2 separate regions of the Homo sapiens genome follow, and region 1 is linked to region 2. Evidence: read pairs that join two places in POLR2A ChIA-PET (ENCODE). Cell type or tissue: B cell. All regions are shown on one strand. Links, peaks and the distances in the headings refer to the core of each region. The heading gives the core; the rest is flanking DNA. Region 1 overlaps ARID4B (AT-rich interaction domain 4B). Region 2 overlaps ERO1B (endoplasmic reticulum oxidoreductase 1 beta).

Region 1 (9,368 bases), core at 2,168-7,167, 1.1 Mb before region 2:
AATAAAATAAAATAAATTGTCTTGCAATTTTAGATTCAAGCAATACAGTTTTCTGAAAATGTGAAAATTCAGGTAGACTGGGTTGTTATTTTATATATATGTGTATATAATATATACATATATATACACAATATATACATATATATACAATCCAGGATAGTTTATCTATCCTGGCTTTAACTGGTCTTAACCTTTAGGAATTATGATTACAAATCATAATTGGCCTTTTCATAATAACAGGAAATAAATTAATTTTGCAGGGCACAAGGGAAACAGCATTACTAAATGCTTCCATTTAAAAAGAAATACTGAAATAAACAAAAAGTATTGAAACAAATATTAAAAACAAATATTGAGTTAGAAAATTAAGACAGTGATTAGCCTATACTTTTTCAATTCAGTTATCAATACAGTCAATGTAATTAATTCTACAGATGGAATCTAAACAAGTATCTTATTGAATATTTATCTAAAGTACTAAGGAAAATATTTCCAAGGTATATATATGACTTGTCTGATAATATTTCTATTGAGATCACTTAACATTCAACTAACAAAACATAAAATAACATATGCATGATAAACTCATTTAACTTCTGAAGATCTAGTATGTTCCCTGACCTACATAAAATGAAGTACAATGAAAAAAAAATTTTTTTTTTTTTGAGACGGAGTCTTGCTCTGTTGCCCTGGCTGGAGTGCAATGGTGCGATCTCAGCTCACTGCAACCTCCGCCTCTCAGGTTCAAGTGATTCTCCTGCCTCAGCCCCCTGAGTAGCTGGGATTACAGGTGTGTGCCACCACGTCCAGCTAATTTTTGTATTTTTAGTAGAGACTGGGTTTTGCCATGTTGGCCAGACTTGTCTTGAACTCCTGACCTTAGGTGATTTGCCTGCCTCAGCCTCCTGAAGTGCTGGGATTACAGGCGTGAGCCACCACACCTGGCCGTAGAATGAAAAATTATATGAGACTCCAAGACCATAAGTACACATGTGGACGTATTCATTTGACAAACACCTCTAAGGTATCTATTATGTAATAACAGAGTCTGCTAGGCACTGGGTACTCAGCAATGAATCAACAAACACAGCCCTTGCCTGCGAGGAGCTTACAATTCAACAAAAGAAGACAATACTAAACAGTAATGACAAATTGTGAATACAAACGTGAAACTTTCTGAAAGAAGCCACCACACAAATATTTGATTTTTCAAATGTTTAAAAATATTCATACAAGGCTAAAAGATACCATTCAGAGACCACAGCATACTTGCTCTCACCACAGAAAAATTGGATTTCTAAAAAGAAAACTTTATGGCTTTTGTACAGATGCATTGGCAAATTATGTAAGAAATCATTTTGTAATAATAAAAATGGAAAAGAACATTAGTCGACCAGATATACTACCAAAATGGTTAATATGCCCACATCAATTCAGCTTTTGGTTCTTCTTAAACCCAATTTTAAAAGAAATATTATCAGCATATAGTTAATATATACCTAAAAAGCACAGTCTTAAGAGATTTAAAAATAAACAGCATGCAGAATAAAGGTATTTTAAAAATAACTTCGTAAGTAAAATCAAATTAATATAAACTTGAAACCTCACTCTTTGAAATATGTATAGATAAGATAAAAATCTAATAACCAACCATTAAGTAAATGTTAAAATCATCTATATTTTGCTTTCTATAATGAATAGATTCATTTAATAATTGTTGCACAATATGTATTTTATATCTTGCCTCTCTATAATCAAAAAAGTTAATGTATGTCATATAATTAACTTACTTAGTTTTTAAGAACCTCACATCTAAAGTGGAAATTTGTACTGTCTTAGTATGGAAAGGGATTTCCCCACCTGAATTAAATAAATAAAAGTATGACAAAATAATAGAAAAAAACACCAAGTCAAGATAAAAAGCAGTGTTAATCATTATTAATTATAAACTTCATAAGCAATTTTATCAATATTTACCTACTTTATGAATTTTATATAATCTCAATTTATATGTATTTTAATCTGACTATCTAAAACAAGATATATGAAAATAACAACTGATCACAATTAATACTTTTAATCATGTATCTACAATAAAATGAAACAAAAAAGTAGTATATTATTCAAAAATAAAATTCCTGCCGGGTGCAGTGGCTCACATCTGTAAGACTAACATTTTGGGAGGCCAAGGCAGGCGGATCATGACGTCAGGATTTCAAGACCAGCCTGGCCAGCATGGTGAAACCTCATCTCTCCTAAAAATACAAAAATTAGCCGGGCATGGTGGCACACGCCTGTAGTCCCAGCTACTCGGGAGGCTGAGGCAGGAGAATTGCTTGAACCCAGAAGGCGGAGGTTGCAGTGAGCCAAGATCATGCCACTGCACTCTAGCCTGGGTGACGGAGCGAAACTCCGCTTCAAAATAAAATAAAATAAAATGAAATTCCTAAGTATGATATAAACATTTCATATTTCTACTTCATATAACACTTAAATCTACATCAGAGAGACAGCGATGGTATTCCTCACACTTAAGAATATAACAGCAGAATGACAGAACCATAAATATTATAGCATAGTCATATTTAAGAGTTGACATAAACAGCTCAACGGAATGGTATAGTAATTATATCAATAGGTTTTCCTAAGCAATGTAACGCTATAAAATGAAACGGAAGTATAGGTCTTTAGGCAGAGGTAATATGTAATAATAAGAACACTAATACAGCATTTTACCAAAGCGTACAAAGACAACTGCAAATGGTTAACTGTGCCATTAATTGCATATTGTAATGCAGATGCTAAGTTTTTTAAATTCCCCAAAAGTGTACTTTGTTAATATTTGATAAATGTATGGAATTAGTTATTTGTGCGTACTTAGACAAAAATATCAATGTACCTGCCAATCTACGAAACTACTGAATGAAACAGGTCCAAGTTTAGTAAACATTCTAAGATGAATACACAAAGAAAAATTAAAGCCCATTTGAGTACAACACATAACTGAATTATCATCTTTTTTTCATGAAGGAAATGTTTATGTTCATTTGTACTCAAAATCTATGGTTAACTCAAAAGCCACTCTCTTTTAATACAAACTTACAGATAATGGAAACCACTGTCAAATGGTCATTTTATAGGCCTCTGACTTCTGTACTATAGAAACAACGCAGACAACTTCCCAGGGTACCTTGCTTTCTATCATTACCAGGACAATTATTTCAAAGAAAATGAGTAGAACAACTTTGTACTCTATTTCAATATTCCTAAATCCAATGGCATACACAACTCAAGTACAGCAGGGATCAGATTACATGGAAATAAGAAAGAAAAAAAATGAAGGACACAAAACATTTTAGAGCAGGAAAGAACAAAGAAATTAAGCTGAAAAGTGACTTAAAAATTTTTTAAGGACAAAAGGAGACTAAGAATAGCTAAAAAGTAACAGAAAATTAATATTTCCAATCAAATTCATTCCAGTCTCTCAGTCTCGACTCCATTTTGTTTGCTAAGAGATGAGCTCTTTATGTAACCCAAAGAGGTCACATATATCATATACAAATATGAACTCAGATTAGAACAACAATGTAAACATTACAGCTAAAACTATAAAGTTCTTAGAAGAAAACATAAAGGAAAATTTTCAGAACACTGGATTTGGCAATGTTTCTTTGGAAATAACATCAAAAGCAGAGGCAACAAAAGAAACATTTGCAATCATGTATCTGATAAGGGAATAACATCTAGAATATATGAAGAACTATAATTCAACAACAACAAAACAACTGACCAATTCAAAAATGGCAAAAACTTGAAGGGACGTTCCTCTAAAGAAGATATACAAATGGCTAATAAGTACATGAAAAAATGTTCAACTCTACATTTCAAGTACATGAAAAAATGTTGCATTAGGAAAATGCAAATCAAAAAAGCACAATGAGATAAACAGAGAATAACAAGTGTTGACAAGGCTGCAGAGAACCTGGAACCCTAACACATTGCTGGTGAGAATGTAAAACGGTGTCGTCTCTGTGGAAAAGTTTGACAGTTCCTTAGAATGTGAAACACAGAGTTATATATAAATGAGGTGAGAAGCAGCTCCAGTGAGAGGGTCAAGCCATATCTGTCCCAATCCCCTATTATAGGTATCACTTTAAAAAACCAGTGGCTTTTATTTGGATTTTACCTTCTGCTCTACTTCCATTTTGTTGTCAGGAGGTCCAATTTAGTTCAACATTCATTTAGTACTTATCATATGCCAAATGAATACTTTTCTAGATGTGGTAAGGGATATTAGGAGAATAGATATGAAACAGAAATTTTTTTCATATTTTAAAATTAAGTTCACTTTTGTAATAATACATAACGTAGTCCTAATGTAGAAAGCTTGAACGATGAAGAAAAAAAGAAAAGGAGGGGGAGGAGAGTTGAAGGGAAAGAATTTACCCAGAGTCCTAGGTGAAAGTTATATTCCAGATCAAATTCCTTTGGCTCGGAAAAATAATTTAGAAAAATTCAATATCAGAATTGTGACTCAAGTTAGGATTGGAAAAATAGGAACAGAAACCAAAAAAATGTTAAATGGATATCAGAAAGAAATAGGGGAAAAATTAGAAGGGAGAAAACACATAAAGATGAGGAAGACAGAAAAGATAATTGAGGAGTGGTTTCTTAATTTTGAGAAAGGAAGAAAAGGAAAATAAACAAGAAAAATGGTTGTAGCTGGAGCAGCTGGAGCCCAAGCAAAGCATATCACGGAAGGAGTGATCAACTGACTGTAAAGCCACTGATAAGGTACGTAAGAGGGCAAGAAAAGCAGGAGGAATTTATCTACAAAGGGTCACTAGTGTTCCTGGTAAGCACAGTTGTGGAGACACAGTGAACAAAAGGCTGATGAGAGTGGATTTACACAGAAAAAGGAGAGAAACTGAGTAACAAGTGTAGGTAACTTTCAAACAGTTCTGCTGAATGAAAATGGAGCGAAGAAATGTCACAGTAGAAGTCAGGCTCCAGAAAAGATTTTCCTTGAGATGTGACAAATAACCACAGATCTGTAAGTAGTGGGAATGACTCAGAACAGAGCAAGAAAATGGGCCATGTCTTTGATCAGTCAAGAAGGGATGCTTATGAAGACTGGCTTCAGACAGTAGCATGACTGTATATCTATGGCTAAAGATGAAAACACAGAGAATGTGGCAGCAAACGCAGTTAGGTAGGCAGATCTTATGAAGTGTGTAGAAATGTTTTTCTTGTTTCTATCTCTCAGTAGGTACAAAGCAAGGTCACCAGCTGAAAATGAGGATAGGGAAGAGATGTTGGGGATGTGAAGACATAAGCAGCAGTATGAAATAGTCTTCTAAGAAAGTAGGAAAGTGAATGGAAGAAGGACATAGAGAATTAAGGACCCACTTGAGGTTCACAGTAATGAATTTAAAATAAGAACAGTCATTGTGGTTGCTTGCTTTACTCCAACCACGATCGGCTGCACAGGTGCAGGCAAGGAGCTGGAGGGTTAGATTTAATCAAGGTTCTTGTGGTTTTGTCAGATGAGTACTATAAAGCAAAAGGAGAGAAAAAGAACAGCTTGAGTCAAAAGAAGTGATTATAATAATAATGCCAGGGAATGTAAGCAATATCAAGGGAAGACTGAGTGCATTAACTGGGGTGAAGAGGTAAGGGGTGGTAGGATCAATACCTTAATAAAGAATTTATTATTATTATGAATTCCTTAATAAGGACCACTTCTTGGTATCTTTGGTGACAAGCACAGTATTTGGCACATAGTGGGTATTCAACTTATGTTTGGAAAATAAAGGAATAAAGTGTGATAAAAAGCAACTGAATGATGGCAAAAAATAGGATTGAGCCTACTCATTTGTGAAAGCCTTTTACCAGGTTTTTTCATCCCCTAACTCATTCCCTCCTAAGAGGATTTAATTTGTTTGGCGAAAATATTTTTTAAATGTAACACATTTTTAATTTCAAATAATATATTTAGCATAATTTAGCTTATTTTCAGTTCTCTGTAACTGTTAACATGCACTAGAACTGTTGTGGCTTATTTAAGAGTTTTACAACTGAAGTTTTACAGTGTCTCTTTTACTTTTGGGTTCCCATTAATGCAGCTGGTGATCTTCAACATACAAAAAATTATTCTCTAACTAAATTTGCAACTCTTTGATTACAGAAAGCCAAGTTGGAAATGAGCGAGAAAATTCAATCAGTATTGATACACTATTACAAAATATTGATGTATTTTAAATTCCATGCCAATTAGTCTAGATAGTTTCACTCAGTTGTTACTAAACAAAGAAATCCAACACACTCAACTAGTTTACGGCATGTTAATTTCAATGTGTACCCTTACTTTCAAAAATCAATCCCATATTTACGACACGACTTAGAAACTTGAGAGTGAAAGGGATCAATTAGATAATTATGCTAAGATTCTCTATAAAATATTAACATCACTAAGAAAAGTTAAATAGAGAGCCTACTATTAAAAACTACTTAAGCAGAACTAAATTTTTTTTAAATGTAGGGAGACATTTTAAAAGACTAAAAGAGAACACACTATAATATTAGTAATTTTATTATTATTTTTTTTCTATTTTTTTGAGATGGAGTTTCGCTCTTGTTGCCCAGGCTGGAGTGCAATGGCGCAATCTCGGCTCACCGCAACCTCCGTCTCCCAGGTTCGAGCGATTCTCCTGCCTCACCCTACCTAGTAGCTGGGATTATAGGCATGTGCCTCCATGCCTGGCTAATTTTGTGTTTTTTTTTAGTAGAGATGGGGTTTCTTCATGTTGGTCAGGCTGGTCTCGAACTGGTCTCGAACTCCCAACCTCAGGTGATCCGCCCACCTCGGCCTCCCAAAGTGCTGGGATTACAGGCGTGAGCCACCGTGCCCGGCCGGCCAGCAATAATTTTATCTTTCTACTTTTATGTATTTTTCTAAATTGTTATTTTTAGAAGAGTTTAAAAAATAATTTATGAGCATACTCCAAACATGCCTAGTGCTTGGTGACATAGTAAGTAATATAGTGCTAGACAATAGTTTTAGATACTGTCACTGCATCAGAAAAATTCTGTAAGAGTATTATAATATTTGTGGTTAAAGAGTTCAAGCCCTTTCCAGTAAATGTGGTGTGAACATGTTAAAATATGACTTTTTTTCATCACAACAGTAGAAAACAAACTTGCCCAAATGTTAACCTTTGTATAACAAAAATCAACATTTTCAGCTGTGAAATAGGGACATACATGAAAATTATATTAAAGATTTATACAGGTCGGGCGCAGTGGCTCACGCCTATAATCCCACCACTTACGGGGGCAGAGGTGGATCACCTGAGGTCAGGCGTTTGAGACCAGTCTGGTCAACATGGTGAAACCCCATCTCTACTAAAAATACAAAAATTTGCTGGGCATGGTGGCATGTGCCTACAATCCCAGCTACTTGGGAGGCTGAGACAGGGGAATCTTTTGAACCTGGGAGGCGGAGGTGACAGTGAGATGATATCACGGCGCTGCACTCCAGCCTAGACAACAAGAGCAAAACCTCATCTCAAAAACAAACAACAAACAAACAAACAGCATTTTAGTTAGAAAAAAAAGAAAAATGTAAAAATTAACAAGAAAATTGATTTTTTTGTTTTTTGTTTTGTTTTTTTTTTTTTGAGATGGAGTCTTGCTCTGTCACCCAGGCTGGAGTGCAATGGTGTGATCTTGGTTCACTGCAACCTCTGTGCCCCTGGATCAAGTCATTCTCATGCCTCAGCCTCCCAAGTAGATCGGATTACAGGCACCTGCCACCATGTCTGGCTAATTTTTGTATTTTTAGTAGAGATGAGGTTTCGCCATGTTGGCCAGGCTGGTTTCGAACTCCTGACCTCAGGTGATCTGCCCGCCTCGGCCTCCCAAAGTGCTGGGATTATGGGCATGAGCTACCCGTGCCTGGCCTAAAAACAGTATTTTTAAACAAAAAGACAGACACTCTTACATTATTTGAGAAAATCTCTTTACCGGAAAAACATGTTTCATGGCCAGGAGCATTGGTTCATGTCTATAATCCCAGCACTTTTGGAAGCCAAGGCAGGAGGACTGCTTGAGCCCAGGAGTTTGAAACCAGCTTGGGCAACATAGTGAGACCCCATCTCTACAAAAGATAAAAAATTAGCCAGGTGTGGTGATGCACACCTAGAGTCCCACCTATTCCAGAGGCTGAGGTGGGAGGATCACTCGAGCCCAAGAAGTCGAGGCTGGAGAGCCATGATTGCACCACTGCACTCCAGCCTGGGTGACAGAACAAGGTCCTGTCTGTCTCTCTCTTTTTTTTTAATCTGAAATACTTGTTTCAGATTAAAAAAACCATGGAAATAGGTCCACACAAATCTCCCAAACTGCTTGTCATGAATGACTACCACTGAAGATAAAACTATTTTCATGAACCTCCACGCATAAATCTTCATTTCCAATTTCACATCTGTTAAGTATAAATTTAGAGATCAAGCTGAAGACCCTAAAAATAAAAGAAAAATTGTCATACAGCTGATGAGGATTTGTTGCAGTCCTTATTAAATTAGCTTCAGAACTGGAGGAGCCGCAAAAATAAAAATTATTGCTTATTTATCAATAAGACAGACTGATTATTGCAGAAAGAAATAAAATAGTTATGTTAACTCTAAGAAGATTAACTGCTTAATCTACTGAAGTACATTTGTTTTCTCCATGATGTTGGAGTGTATAGAGATCCATCCTACAGGTCTTCATCAAGATGTTAAGTTTTCTTCTTTTGAAAGTTCATAGCATACAAGCACTTGAGTTCTCAGAAATAGATGGCAACGTTCACAGTAACACAAGCATGTCTTGTTGAACTAGGTCGCATTTTCCTCCCTATATTATTAAAAACTTGAATGCCTCAATTTAAATTCTTTCCTTTCCCTTCCTGCTATTTAAAAACTAAATTACTAGAGATTCTTTCTACCATCTAAAATCAAAATACTCCTGGAATTCTCTTTCTTTTAGTCAATCTTTTCTTAACAAAACAAAGCTATATCTTAATTGTAAAACAGTTTCATGAATGACTCAGTTCTTATATCTACTAAGCCTTTTTTGTTTAAAGAGCCAATTAATAGAAAATAAGCCTTGGCCGGGCACGGTGGCTCATGCCTGTAGTCCCAGCACTTTGGGAGGCTGAGGCAGGTGGATCACCTGAGGTCAGGAGTTTGAGACCAGCCTAACAAACATGGAGAAACCCCATCTCTACTAAAAATACAAAAATTAGCTGGGCGTGGTGGTGCGTGCCTATCTCAGCTACTCAGGAGACTGAGGCAGGAGAAGCGCTTGAACCCGGGAGGCGGAGGCTG
Region 2 (9,368 bases), core at 2,408-7,407:
AACCTGGATTTATCTTCCAGGAATTATCCTGAATGAAAAAGCCAAGCCAAAAGGTTACACACTATATGATTCCATTTACAGAACACTTTTTAAATGAAAAAATTTTAGAAATGGAAAGCATATCATTTGTTGCCAGGGATTAGGGACTGGGGTAGGGGATGGATGATGGGGTAGGTAGGGTAGGAAGGAAATAGTGTGGTTATAAAAGGGCAACAGAAGCAATATTTGTGGTGACAAAACTGTTCAGTATTTTGACTGTGATGGTGAACACATGAACCTATGTATGTGATAAAATTATATGGAACTAATACATACACATACAAACAAAACAAGTAAAACTGGGAGAATCTGAACAAGATCAGTAGATTCTATCACTGTCAATGTCCCAATTATAACACTGTACTACATGTTTACAGGATGTTACCATTGGGATAAATAGATAAAGAGTATATGGGATTTCTGTGTTATTTCTTGCAACTCCATATGAACTAACAACCAAAATTTTCAAAAAAACAAAAAATGGGTCTCAGCCTGTTAAAGGTTATTTATATGGTCCATAGGAGGAATATATGCAAGTAATGATCAGAAAATGGAAACCAGTCCTTGCAAGCTGTTTCATTCTCATTCTCTCTCCCTAGGAGTATAAATGTGTCCCCAGACTCCCTTCAACAGAGTTAGGGCTATATTATCTTGAGATAAATGATCATTACCAAGAATTTTGGCTCTAGAGTTACATTTACTTTGCTGTCCGACTCACTAGGATCCTGTCACTAACTCCCAAATTTCATTCCATTGCTCTCACTTACTACTTACAAGACTGCGAGTTCTATTTTTTCCTTCCTCCCCAGCCAGTCTGAAATATGTTTGTAAAGACTTCAAATCATAGCCCCTAAATAGGAAAAAAATACAAACCAAAAAGCTCCCTAGGTTTTAAAAATATTTTATCTAGTGATTGTTTTTTATATATAATATATAATTAAATAACAAAATAAATACTGCCAGTGTCCTTTAAGCTCCTCTTTAATTACATCTACCTCCCTCTCCCTAAAGGTAGAAATAAATCTTGTTTTTGTTTTGTTATCAATTTTTCCTTTTCTGGTAATGCAGCCCTAAACAATATGCTTGAGTTTTTTTGTTCTTTCTTATAAATTTTTCTTAAATTGTTGACTTTTAGTTTATAAAGCACCATATTTTACTTCTTTAAAACATTTTAATTGTGGTAGGGGATGGGTTAACAAAGTTGCCATGTACATATTTGTAACCTTTAAAAGACTACTGAGACAGAAACCTGTGTATCACCAAAAACTTTTTAAATACTGCCAGTATCATATTAAAAAGTAAAACAAAAAAACAGATGTTGGCAAGGATGTGGAAAAAAGGGAATGCTTATACACTGTTAGTGGGAATGCAAATTAGTTCAACACCTATGAAAAACAATATGGAGATTTATCAAAGAACTAAAAGTAGAACCATCATTTGACCCTGCAATCCCACTACCGGGCATCTATCTACCCAAAGGAAATCATTATATCAAAAAGACACCTGCACTTGAACGTTTATCACGGCACTATTCACAGTACTGAAGTCGTGCAATCATCACGTAGTCAAGTACCCATCAACGGTGGATGGAATAAAGAAAATGTGGTCTATGTACACCATGGAATACTAAGTAGCCATTTTAAAAAAATGAAATAATGTCCTTTGCAGCAACATGGATGCAGCTGGAGGCCATTATCCTAAGTGAATTAATGCAAAAGCAGAAAATCAAATACTGCATGTTCTCACTTGTAAGTGGGAGCTAACACTGAGTATACATGAACATAAGGAAGGAAACAACACTGGGGACCCCAAAAGGTGAGGAAAGAGGGGGACAAGAGCTGAAAAATTCCCTATACCCATGTAACAAACCTGCACATGTACCCCCTGAAACTTAGGAAAAAAATAAAAAATAAAAATAAATACTGCCAGTATCCTTTAAGCTCCTCTTTAATTACATCTACCTCCCTCTCCCTAAAGGTAGAAATAAATATTGTTTTTGTTATCAGTTTTTCCTTTTCTGGTAATGCATCCCTAAACAATATGCTTGAGGTTTTTTTCCCCCATTTTTGAACTTTAATATTAATGGAATCTAATGTGTGAATTTTTCTGTGATGTGCCTCTTTTGTTAACACGTTATTATGGCATCTATGATGATGAGGTTTGTAGCACCTCATTCATTTTCCCTGTTGCAAGTGTTACATTTTATTAGAATATCATAATTTATCCATTCTACTCTTGATGCATACAGTAGACAGAATGCCCCACCCCCAAGATGTCCCTAATTCCTGAAATAAGCAAATATATTATTTTTGCATGGCAAAGGGGACTTCAAAGATGTGATTAATTTGAGGATCTTGAGATGGAAGGGGTATACTGGATTATTCAGGTGAGATGAGTTCTTTATGAGAGAGGAAGGCGGGAGTGTCAGAGTCAGAGAGAGACTGGAAGATGCTATACTGCTGGCTCTGAAGATGAAGGAATAAAGAGGTCATAAGCCAAAAATCATGACAATACCTAGAAGCTTGAAAAGAAGCCTCCAGAAGGAAATGCAACCTTGCTGACATCTTGATTTTAACCCTGTAAATCCCATTTTCAGAATTCTGGCCCCCAGAACTACAGCATAATAAATTTATATTGTTTTTAAGTCATTATATTTGTGGCAATTTGTCACAACAGCAATAGAAAATTACCACAATCCAAATTTAGATTGTTTTCAGATTTGGCTAAAGAACATTGCTACACAAATGTTTCTGGGCACATATTCTGGTGTAAAAACACATGCAAGAGTTTCTCCAGGTTGGGCCAGGCACAATGACTCACACCTGTAATCTTAGCACTTTGGGAGGCGGACACAGGAGAATTGAGTCCAGCCTGGGCAACATGGCAAAACCCTGTCTCTACAAAAGTACAAAAATTAGCCAGGTCTGGTGGTGAGCATCTGTAGTCCCAGCTACTCAAGAGGCTGAGATGGGAGGATCACCTGAACTCAGGGGGTCGAGGTTGCAGTGAGCCAAAATCACACCACTGCACTCCAGCTTGGGGAAAAGAGCGAGACCTTGTCTCAAAAGAAAAAAAAAAAAAAAAAAAAAGAGTTTCTCCAGGTTATATGCTTAGGAATAGAACCGCTGAAAGTATATGTTCAGCTTTTTCAGGAAATGGCAAAATGATTTCCAAAACAGTTTTACCAATTTATCAGCCCCTCAACAATGAATGGGACTTACTGTTGAGCCATATCCTATTTTTTTTTTTTTTTTTTTTTGAGACAGAGTCTCACTCTGTCACCCAAGCAAGAGCGCAGGATCACAGTCTTGGCTCACTGAAACCTCCGCTTCCTGGGTTCAAGTGATTCTCGTGCCTCAGCCTCCCGAGTAGCTGGGACTACAGGCACATGCCACCATGCCCAGCTAATTTTTGTATTTTTAGTAGAGACAGCGTTTCACCATGTTGGCCAGGCTGGTCTCAAACTCCTGGCCTCCAGTGATCCGCCTGCCTCAGCCTCTCAAAGTGCTGGGATTGCAGGTGTGAGCCACTGTGCCAGCCCATATCCTCATCAATATTTAATATTAATCTATGCTTTAATTTTTGCCAATCTAGTTAGCATGAAAGATTATCTTTTTTCTTATTTGCACTAAGAAGGTACAATGTTCATATGTTTTATGACACATTTATATTTCTTCTTGTGTAAAATGTCTATTTATATCTTTGATTCACTTTTCTGTTAGGTTATCTTCTTCATACTCATCTGCAGAAATCAATACTGCTTCTTCCCTATTCTATTATATTCTTTTAGAACTCCAATTAGATGTATTAGACATTCTCACTCTATTCTCCAGGTATCTTAAGTTCTCTTTAATATTTATTATCCCATTGTCTCTTTAGATTTCATTCTGAATAATTTATTTGCATCTATCTTCCATTCACTTATTCATTAATTCAGCCTATTTACTGAGGCCCAACATAAGATTTGCACTGCTTTAAGTGCTGGGGATATAAAATTAGAAGAAAAAAAAAAGACAGACAAAAATCTCTGCCCTCAAGGAGTTTACATTCTCATAGGGAAAAGGGGGTGCAAAATGAATGAACAAAGTACAGAATGTCAGATGGTAATAAAGTGATATAGATAAAACTAAGGACTGGAAACAGACTGCAGAACTGGGGCTGCTAACCATTTAAAATAGGACAGTTACAGAAGGTGTCATGAAATTTTGGCAAGGAGCAAGACATGCAGGTATCTGGGGGGACAGCATTCCAGGCATTGGGAGTGAGTGCAAAGATCCTAATGCAGTAAGCTTGCCCCATGTTTTTGAGGAATAAGGAGGACTATACAATAGGCAAGAAGGAGAATTAGACCACTATAAGATTTTAGCTTTTACTGAATCTGAGTTATTTTCTCACACCAACCAATTCTCCAACTCTGAGACCAACTGGGTGGTGTCCAACAATTCAATTCTGACACTATCCACCATCAGTGCAGACCTACAAATTAAGGGCTGAGTCCCACAAGATGGCCCCACTCCTGACACAAATCTCAGGTCCTGAGCCACTTGTTCTTCTGACTGGCTATCAATTGTGGGTTCCTAGCACTTCCATTGCAGGTTTGATAATTTGCCAGAATGGCTCACAGAACTCAGAAAGACACTTTACTTACAGTTATCAATTATAAAGGATACAACTCAGTAATAACCAAATGGAAGAGATGCATTGGGCAAGCTACTAAGGCAGAGGGATGTGCAGAGCCTCCGTGCCTCTCTCAACATGCCACCCTCCCAATAAGTCAATGTATTCCCCAACCCGGAAGCTCATCAAATCAAGTTGTTCAAGAGTTCTTACGGAGCTAAATCTCCAGCACCCACCTCTCCCCTTCCTGCAGATTGGTGGGGCCAAAAGTTTCAACTTTCTAATCACTTGGGTCTTTGTGGTGACCAGCCCCCAATCCTGAGGCTATCTATGTAGGGTCCCCGTCTTAAGTCATTTCATTACTATAAACACAAGTGTGATTGAAAGGGGCTCATTATGAGTAACAAAAGGCACTCCTATGACTCAAATTCCAAGGGTTTTAAAGGGCTCTATGTCAGCAATCAGAAATAAAGACCAAATATATTTTTGGATGACACCATGTGAGACAGGAAGCCAATGGGGAGTTTTAAGCAAAGGGTGACAGGAATTTGGTGAGGATAGAATGTTTCTCTTTTATATTTGTGTGGTCAGGGACATTTAAGACAAGAGATGTCAGATAAAGTGACACTTTAGCAGAAATCTAACAGAGTGAATCATATGAATACACGAGAAAAGTGTGTGCTAGGTAGAAGAAACAGTACAAAGGCTTTCAGGCAAGAATGTATCTGCCATGTTTAAGAACAACAGGCAGGCCAATTTGGCTGGAGCTTATGTATAAGGGGGGAAGACTGTGGAAAAAGCAGATTTGGGGGAAAAGATCAGAAATGTGGTTTCTATATCAAGTTTGTGATATCTATTAATCCTCCAAGTGGAGATGTCCAAAAAGAAGTTGGATACATAGATCTAAAGCTGAGAATCCTAGTCTTGGAGACTAACACTGAGAGTCCACTGTACATTTGGTATTTAAAGCTAAGAGACCAGAAGAGATGACTAAGATAAAGAGAAGAAAGAGTACAAGCTTTGAACCCTGAGGTTCAAATGATTAGCAGTCAATGGCAGGGGAGGAACAAAGAAAGAATGCTAAGACAGACTGGTCCACTAGACAGGAAGACAATCAGAAAAGTTTAGTATCCAGGATGTCAGAATAAAAATTATTTCAAGGAGAGTGAGTGATGAGTTGTGAAAAAATGCCGCCAACAGGTAAAGCTGAGGTTTAAGAACAAACCGTTGGCCTTAGCAACAAGGAGGACATCGGCGACCTTGCCAAGAGCAGTTTCAGAGGTGCGGTAGGAGCAAAAGTCTGATTAGAATGGGCTGAAAAATAGAAGAACCAGCAAAGGAAGAATAAATTAAATCTAACTCTTGAATTTTCTAGAGGGAACAGAAAAAATAGGCAAAGGCAGAAGGAATATGTGGATGAAAAGATAACTTTAAAACAGTAGAATTAGCAGCATGTTTTATGATATATAGTCTGGCTTTATCTCTTCACTCAAATCTCATGTCAAATTATAATCCCCAGTGTTGGGGAGGGGCCTGGTGGGAGGTGTTTGAATCATGGGGGCGGACTTCCCCCTTGCTGTTCTCCTGATAGTGAGCTCTCATGAGATCTGGTTGTTTAAAAGTGTGCAGCACTTCCCCGATTGTAAGTTTCCTGAGGCCTCGCCAGCCATGCTTCCTGTACAGCTGTGAGTCAATTAAATCTCTTTTCTTTAAAAATTACCCAGTCTCAGGCAGTTCTTTACAGCAATACAAGAATGGACTAAGCCAGGCACAGTGGCTCACGCCTGTAATCCCAGCACTTTGGGAGGCCAAGGCAGGCAGATCACTTGAGGTCAGGAATTTGAGACCAGCCTGGCCAACATGGCAAAACCCCATCTCTACTAAAAATACAAAAATTAGCTGGGCGTTGTGGCAGGAGCTTGTAATCCCAGCTACTTGGGAGGCTGAGGCATAAGAATTGCTTGAGCCTGGGAGACAGAGGTTGCAGTGAACTGAGATCGAGCCACTGCTCTCCAGCCTGGGTGACAGAGCGAGACTCTACTCCAGGAAAAAAAAAAAAAAAAGAATGGACTAATACATGATGACAGTAAAATTCCATTTGAGAAGGAAAAACTGATGATCCAGGAAAGAAAGAGAAGATTACTGGAGCCATGTCCATGAGCGGCAAACAAGGAATGAGACCTAACATACAAGTGAAGGGGCTGCCTTTGATAAAAGCACACAGTTCATCAATGGTAACCAACAGGAAGTCAAAATATGTGGGTACAGAGACTAGTAAATGGATAGATATGGGTTACTCTGTGGAATTTCTCTTCTGATTGCTCCAATTTTAGTAAGGTATGAACTGAGAGTAAGGATAGATGAAAAGGTGATGGAGAATTAAGGAGAAAGAAAAAAGACATGAAATGGTTGTCTAATTCAATAATCATTTCTTCAGCTGGATATGATCAGCTATTTAATCTATCCATCGAGTTTTAAATTTCAGTTCTAGAACTTCTAATTCATTATTATTAAAATCTTTTTGGCCACTCTTTAAAATCTTTTTTCCCTTCTATACTTCAAGTTTCTTTTTATTTGAACACATTAAACATAGTGATATTAAATTATCTGATAATTTCAGAACCTAAGGTCATTATGTGTTTGTTTCTGTTGTCTAATATCTGATTCATGGTGCCCTGTTTCCTTGGGTGTTTTGTGATATTTTACTGCTAGCTGTTTATTCTCCTTGGCACTTCATCTTCAATAATTTTTCGAGGTTTGAGTTGAAAATAAATTCCTCCAGAGGTGATGGATATTTGCTTTTATTGGAAACCCAGGGCACACAAATTTGGGACTGCTATGAATTTTCCCAGAATAAATATTTGGCTTGCGAACCTGTGTGAGGACTGTCTCATGGTTACAAATTCTCAAAAGTTTCTTCCCTGCTTCTCCCAGCAAGTTTCTTTTATTCCCTTTACTTAGAATGGGTTTCATTTCTCGTTTACCCTTATACTGAGGATGTAATTGTTTGAAGTCCAGGCTCCAAACAGCTACATCCTCAATATAAGGGTAAACGAGAAATGAATTATGGTGGAGGCTCCTATTAGTTTCCTCTCACTGGGCAGACACGGGGTTATTTCTTGCCCACTCCACTCCATGCAACTGCTAAAGCAGCTCAAGATCTTTAGGGTTTAGGAGAAGCCCTCAGAGTAACGGACTGGTATAGCACTATTTAAGTTCTAAGTTTCTGGCTTTTCATATATTGAGGGGCTCTGTGTATTACTCAATTTTATGCCACCTCAGAAATGCATTTAGAAAAACTTACATATATCTAATTGAAATTACTTTTTAAAGGAAGATTGTTATATCACTTGTATGCACTATGCCTTTAGTTTCCAGTGCTTCACCAAAGTATATTTACATTTCATTTATACGATAATGGGGCATGAGATATACAAACACGTATCATTTTGTGTGTTCAAAAATATTTTTCTGCTTTTATTTTGGAAGGGGATAACATTTAAAATATGTATCTCCTTTAATGACTTTGATTTCTTGTGAACAGAGGTAGTTTTCAAAAATTCTAATTCTTCCCTTTATCAGTTTTCTACCAATTTATTATATGGATGAAGTCAAAGAACTGGCTGAATTCCACTTTTTGATTTTCCTATTTTCCATCTCTTTTTCTATACTAGAGAGAACTGAAAATACCAACATACTGTATAGACCAGAAAGGGTTCCACATTAGGGCTCCACTGTAAAGTCACTCATTCAATTAAGACATTTAAGTTCTTTGAACTTCAATTACCTCAATGGTCCCACTTCGGAGAGATTGTACGTGTAACCATGTTATAGATTAAAGTACTATCTAAAAGATGATCAGGCCAGGCACGGTGGCTCACGCCTGTAATCCCAGCACTTTGGGAGGCCAAGGCGGGTGGATTACCTATGGTCAGGAGTTCGAGACCAGCCTGGCCAACATGGTGAAACCTCATCTCTACTAAAAAATACAAAATTAGCCGTGTGTGGTGGCACACACCTATAGTCCCAGTTACTCGGGAGGCTGAGACAGAAGAATCACTTGAACCCAGGAGGTGGAGGCTGCACTGAGCCAAGATGGCGCCACCGCACTCCAGTCTGGGTGACACAGAGCGAGACTCCATCTCAAAAAAAAAAAAAAAACAGCACAGTAGAAAGTACTGCTGGCGGCCTGGGCGCGGTGGCTCACGCCTGTAATCCCAGCACTTTGGGAGGCCGAGGCAGGCGGATCACCTTAGGTCAGGAGTTCAAGACCAGCTCGGCCAACATGGCAAAACCCTGTCTACTGGGAAAAAAAAAAAAAACACACACACAAAAATTAGCCAGGCGCGGTGGCAAGCACCTGTAATCCCAGCTACTTGGGAAGCTGAGGCAGACAGAATTGCTTGAACCTGTGAGGCAGAGGTTGCAGTGAGCCAACACATGCCATTGCATCCAGCCTGGCCAACAGAGTGAGACACTATCTCAAAAAAAAAAAAAAAAAGAAAGTAAGTACTGCTGGCAACAAAAACCAAATATATTCACTTGGAAGACTGTTTGGCACAATGCTACTTCAAATATTCACAAATCTTTAACTGTTGGACTATATTTATATTCATTTGGATATAATGAAATTAAAAGTACAGGGGCAGGCCAGGTACAGTGGCTCACACCTGTAATCCCAGCACCTGGGAAGCCAAAGTAAGAGGCTCGCT

What was found. ChIA-PET counts read pairs that join two places held together with the same protein. Peaks named below come from ENCODE experiments on the same cell type or tissue, not always from the same donor. Only the 100,000 strongest peaks of a DNase experiment are listed, where the experiment ranks them.
Region 1: POLR2A ChIA-PET joins it to region 2 with 9 read pairs; 2 of 35 experiments call an interaction of 5 or more read pairs at or near these places.

What each region holds. Positions count from the first base shown.
Region 1 is chr1:235,201,903-235,211,270 of GRCh38, forward strand. All of the region lies in intron 17 of ARID4B (AT-rich interaction domain 4B), which reads right to left. Among named protein-coding and RNA genes, the nearest start is that of MIR4753, 16 kb to the left of the region's middle. In B cell, for the core only: no CTCF peak of the experiment used is centred there; no DNase peak of the experiment used is centred there; H3K27ac peaks cover 454 bases.
Region 2 is chr1:236,270,704-236,280,071 of GRCh38, forward strand. The region is part of intron 1 of ERO1B (endoplasmic reticulum oxidoreductase 1 beta); the gene reads right to left. Among named protein-coding and RNA genes, the nearest start is that of ERO1B, 6.6 kb to the right of the region's middle. In B cell, for the core only: no CTCF peak of the experiment used is centred there; no DNase peak of the experiment used is centred there.